2 separate regions of the Homo sapiens genome follow, and region 2 is linked to region 1. A link is a contact called in ENCODE POLR2A ChIA-PET data. All regions are on one chromosome and are shown on one strand. Each heading gives the region's core, a stretch centred on a gene start or an enhancer-like site at or near the end of the contact. The rest is flanking DNA. Distances are from core to core; before and after follow the strand shown. Region 1 has its middle 50 kb from the start of KDR. Region 2 holds the start of PAICS (phosphoribosylaminoimidazole carboxylase and phosphoribosylaminoimidazolesuccinocarboxamide synthase).

Region 1 (2,700 bases), core at 185-2,684:
GAGTCACAATTCCCTTGTATATCTATTTTTACATTTTAAAAATCATAGAACACATATAAGTTAAAAATCAACTTCTAATTATTCGACTTCTAAGGACATCTAGGAAGAGAGCTAAACTATTTCTGAGTAAAGAGCAGTGAAAATAAACCTCATTTTTTTGATAATTATTTTAAGAAATAAAAGGGAAGTCAAATAGGATAAGTGTGTGGGGAATTAAATTTTAAGTGTTCACATTTAAAATTAAAGAGGCATTAGCGGCTGTGAAACCAGACAGTGCATATTCTAGATGGACTATTTTGTGTACTGGATTGAGCTATATTTTAAAGTAGACAGGATGAAAACTTAATGTTTCTCCTCTGACAACTGGGGATTGTAAAGAAGAATGGGTTAGTTACAGTTCAAATAAGGAAACTCCCTCTTTTCTGTATGTCCAACGGTTGTGAGAGAAATCTGTGACCCCCTCCACATTATTGCTAATGAATATGAGCTCACTGGTGAAAACTCTGGAAAATACAGGTAAGCTAAAAGGAAAATCAGCAAACATCTCTAGTCCCATCACTTCCCTTTTTGTTTTAATAAATATCTGTCCAGTCATGTGACTGTAGGTGTTATATGTGTGTGTGTGTTTATTTCTACGAGTGAAATTACAGTGTCCTATTGTTTTAAAATTTGCTTTTAACCCTGAATTACATCACAAATACCCTCCAAATGAAAGCATCGAGGCAGTCTTCAGTGTGATCAGGTCATGAACAATGCCTTGATGAGTGTCCTGATCGCTGATATTTCTACACAGCCACAGCTCTTGCCTTGACTACTGCCCCACTCCATCCTATGTCCTGCCAGCATCTGTGAAATCCCACGGATGCATCCCATGTCCCTTCCCATCAACCCACCCATCCACCCTGCTCTTTCTCCCTCCTGATAACCCACCTTGCCACTCGGGGAAGAATTAGAGGAAGAGAGTTTAACCTCACTTCAGTCCTGTTGAGCATTTCCACATTCCGCTGATTGGGAAACGGTAGGTCCTCTCTCTTGGTTGGGAGTGGGGTTCTCCGCTTGTCTCCCTCAAGATTTAAGAGGTGAAAAGGCCACCTGGTGGTTTCCTGTTTATGGAAACCTCCTCTTTCCTCACCTCTCCTTCCTGTCCTCTTCTTCCTGTCTTTGCCTTCACGTGCCCCCTGCAGTTTCCGGCTGTGTCCTGACATGGAGGCTTCTCTGAGCTCATGGTAGGGATGTGTGAGAGGATCCCCACCAGCTAGGATCCTTTCGTATTTCATTTTCTCAGCTATAAATTAGTTACAAAACCCTGTTTCTAATTTGATGAATTTCCAGTTTGGGAATGTGTCCCCAACCTGACTCCATTCTCTCAGTGGCAAACTGTTGCTTGTCCCTGAGACGGATTCCTTAAATTACTAAGCAATGACAAGACTCCAGGGAGTAAGAAAGAGTCATTGGTTGCTGATAATTGTCCTCACATTGTATGAATCATCCGTCCCTATTTGTATGGCAGAGTGAATAAGAAGTTACTGTAAAGAATTGCTGTAAAACTGTTTTACTCATTTTATTCAGAAAAGGCAATGCACAAGGCATGAAATTTGAAAAGCTCAAAAAGGCATAGAATGAAGAGCAGTTCTTCCTCTTACCCAGGTATCCAGAGAGGTTCTTCTCTCCAGAGGTGACTGCTGTTACCATTTTCTTGTGGAGACGACTATGCCTTTAACGTCCAATAAGGTAGCTGTGGCCATGTGTGCTGACTTGTGTGTAGCCATACAACACTTGAAATGTGGCTAATCTGAATTGAGATGTGCTACAAGTGTAAAACGCATACCGTATTAAAGTCTTATGAAAGAAAGAATGTAAAACATCTCATAAATAATTCTTATATTGATTGCATGTTGACATGTTGATAATAGTTTGGATATCATTAAATGCATTTTATCTGTTTAATTTCTTTGTGCTACTAGGGCATTTAAAATTACACATGTGGCTTACATTTGTTGCTTGCATTATATTTCTATCACACAGTCCTGGTCTATACATAAATAAGAATACACATACACAGGGGAGTGTGTGTGTGCGTGAGCAACGCAGGCATGTGCCATAGCATAATAGAAACGCTGTTCTGCACCCTTTTTTCCACTTAGCAATGTGTCTTGGCAATTGTGTTACATCACTACATAAAGAGATTTTTAAAAGTAGTGATTTATGGTATTTTGTTGTAAAAAACTTCATTTATAGAAGCAGCTCTTGTTGCTGGACCTTCAGATTGTTTCCAACTTTTCCGTCCAAATTTTTACACGATACTATAATAAATAAACTTGTCTTTTTCACACTTAAGGAGTTGGAAAAACTGGGTCAAAGAATATTTATGGCTGGGTGTGGGGGCTTATGCCTATAATCCCAGCACTTTGGGAGGCCAAGGTGGGTGGATCATGAGGTCAGGAGCTGGAGACCATCCTGGCCAACATGGTGAAACCCCGGCTCTACTAAAAATGCAAAAATCAGCTGGCCGTGGTGGCTCGTGCCTGTAATCCCAGCTACTCAGGAGGCTGAGGTAGGAGAATCGCTTGGACCAGGGAATTGGAGGTTGCAGTGAGCCGATATTGCACCACTGCACTCCAGCCTGGCCACAGAGCGAGATTCCATTTAAAAAAAAAATTATTTACATGGTTAACCTTGAGAAATGTAATCCAGTTTCTC
Region 2 (2,700 bases), core at 133-2,632, 1.3 Mb before region 1:
ACCATGTTGGTCAGGATGATCTCGATCTCCTGACCTCGTGATCCGCCCGCCTGGGACTCCCAAAGTGCTGGGGATTACAGGCGTGAGCCACAGCGCCCGGCCTGAGTCTACAGCTTTTTAAAATCTGAATTCAGTTACTTTCTATGTGGAAAAGAATGTACCCAGCAGCCACAAAAGCAATTTGCCTCACTATACATATAGCAACTGGGTGTGTGGAAAAAACCAGCATTTGTTTTTTTCCAGCATAAATAGCAAGAACAATCTTTCCTGATAGTGCAACTTTTTTGCCTAAAGGTTTTGGAGTTCTTCAAAGCCATCGTGGCATCAAAGACTACTGGAACGAACACACACACACACACACACACACACACACACACACACACACCATCATGGCATCAAAGACTACCTAAAAACAGCCCCCCTCCCCAGCCATCATGGAATCAGACTACTTCAACACGCGCGCGCACACACATACACACCCATGACATCAAAGACTACTTAAACACGCACACGCACGTACACACACCCCAAGCTATCGTGGCATCAAAGACTACTTCACGCGCGCGTGCACACACACACACACACCATGGCATCAAAGACTACTTACACACACGCCCCCTAGACAGGTTTTTCTTTTTCTTTTTTGAGACGGAGTCTCGCTTTGTCGCCCAGGCTGGAGTGCAATGGCGCGATCTCGGCTCACTGCAACCTCCGCCTCCGGGTTCAAGCGATTCTCCTACCTCAGCCTCCTGAGTAGCTGGGGATTACAGGCGCGCGCCACCACGTCCAGCTAATTTTTTGTATTTTTAGTAAGAGACGGGGTTTCGCCATGTTGGCCAGGCTGGTCTCGTACTACTGACCTCAGGTGATCCGCCCGCCTTGGCCTCCCAAAGTGCTGGGATTACAGGCGTGAGCCACCAGGCCCGGCCTCTAGACAGGTCTTTCAAAAGTTTCAATTATTAACCTTCTTAGAAAGGTCATTAACCTAACGGGCAAAGCAAGACTCAGGTTTTGACGAATCAAGACTGATTTGCTTGTATTTTGCAATAGCTATTGATTATAAATAATACTTCCAGGCACCTTTCCACCCCTTGGCCATTTCTCGTTCTCCTCTACTTTGCTCCTTCTCCCCATCCCCGAGGCAGTAAAGTTCGGGGAGGCCCGGGAGCGCCTGGGCCACGTGTGCGCCCGCGCGGCTGCCTAGAGGCGCTGCTGCAGGGAGGCGGGACAGAGTTTCGCGGCTCGCACGTGGCCGCGAGCTCACGGCCTGGGGGTCAGGGAGACCGTGAAGGGCCCGGATCCCTGTTACTCACCCTCAGCTGTCGCCATTATCCTAAGTGGGCTGAGGGCTGCGACCGCGCCGGGAAGCGAGGCAGAACTCTAGAAAAGAGGGGTGGTCAGAGAGCTTCGCTGGGCGGGGAAGGAGGCGGGGCCGCGCGACCCTGCGCCACTCTTTTCGAGCTCCGCTACAGCCGCCTAACCCGGAGGGGTATGGGCGGAGACTGAAACGCGGATATCGGACGAAACAACGCCCCACTGGCTTCCCGCCGCGCAGGCGCAGAGACGCGACCCCGCCTCCGGGCCGCCCCGCGCTGGCGCAGTGCCCGGACAGGCGAAAAGTGGCGCGCACTGGCGGCCCCTCCCCACTCTGCGGAAGCTCGCATACCCCGGCCCCTTCTCGGCTGCGGGAGCGACTCAGAAGTTGGAGCGTACCAAGTCTTGACGGCCTGGGGGAAGCATGCAGGGAAGGGCATATGAAGGCTAAATGCTCTGAAAGAGAAATGAGGTTAAGTCCGTTACTCCCATTACGCTACTGTTGGGTGCTGGAAAATAACGGAGATTTCCACGTGCAGCAAATACAGCTTTCCAGGCAGCTCTTAGGGGAAGGCTAGCTCCACCCTACAGCATCCGTGACCCCGCCCCTCAGCCGCGGGACCGCCCCTCCGCCCTCGCTCGTTGGTGGACTCGGAGGGGGAGGAGCAGGGCTGAGCTGGCCACGCCACCTAGGGACAGCGCGCGCCGCCGCAGTAGCTGGGGCCACCCTCGGGAAGGAAGAGCCTGTCGCGAGCGCGAGCTTCTGAGCTCGACGGGCCGAGCTGGCAGCTGGTTGGTGCTTACACCTTGGCCGCAGCGGCAGGTCCTTCCACGTGCTTTCGGCGGCGACATGGAGCTGGAGGAGTTGGGGATCCGAGAGGAATGTGGCGTGTTCGGGTGCATCGCCTCAGGAGAGTGGCCCACGCAGCTGGATGTACCGCATGTGATCACTCTGGGACTCGTGGGGCTGCAGCACCGGTGAGCAACAGGGTGGGGGTGGCGGGGGCGTGCGTCTCCATCTCTCGGAGCCGCTTCCCGCAGTCGGCGTTCTCATGAGCGCCCGAGGGCCCGGGAGGACCGACCTCTCCGACCTAAGCCAGTACCTGCCTGTGGCGTCGACCGGGTTGCCTAGGCGTGCACGAGGGGCACCTCGCTTCCATGAACTTTAGCCTGTCCTGCCCACCCTCCCAGCCACTTATGCCTTTTAGGGGCTCTCTCCCTCCCCGCCCCCCGGTGTGTGCACCCATCCAGAGGCTGGCCAGCTTGTAAACCGCCGGTTTGCTTGGTCTAGCTGGGTCAGGGCTCCTCCCCGACTGCAGGCGGGTTCTAGTCTCCCGGAGCCTGTGGCTGCTCCTGTAATAGGCTAGTGTGGCGTGGCGGCCAGTC

What was found. ChIA-PET counts read pairs that join two places held with the same protein, here RNA polymerase II (POLR2A).
Region 2: POLR2A ChIA-PET joins it to region 1 with 15 read pairs in PC-3. The contact joins the promoter of PAICS here to the enhancer-like site in region 1. POLR2A ChIA-PET finds 5 or more read pairs at or near these places in 2 of 52 experiments (MCF 10A and PC-3).

What each region holds. Positions count from the first base shown.
Region 1 is chr4:55,174,610-55,177,309 of GRCh38, reverse strand. No RefSeq gene overlaps it. Among named protein-coding and RNA genes, the nearest start is that of KDR, 50 kb to the right of the region's middle. RefSeq lists an enhancer at 616-1,815. Within about 2 kb of position 1,434, at least 4 of the 41 ENCODE cell types and tissues checked have a DNase peak (open chromatin) inside an H3K27ac peak, as active enhancers do; they include PC-3, where a contact is called at or near this core.
Region 2 is chr4:56,434,942-56,437,641 of GRCh38, reverse strand. PAICS (phosphoribosylaminoimidazole carboxylase and phosphoribosylaminoimidazolesuccinocarboxamide synthase) reads right to left here and starts at 1,382. Exons shown (of 9, transcript NM_001079524.2): 1 at 1,314-1,382. The coding sequence starts at 1,329. It overlaps PPAT (phosphoribosyl pyrophosphate amidotransferase), which reads left to right and starts at 2,027. Exons shown (of 11, transcript NM_002703.5): 1 at 2,027-2,292. The coding sequence starts at 2,165. RefSeq lists enhancers at 412-1,295, 2,143-2,322 and silencers at 1,423-1,712, 1,853-2,052.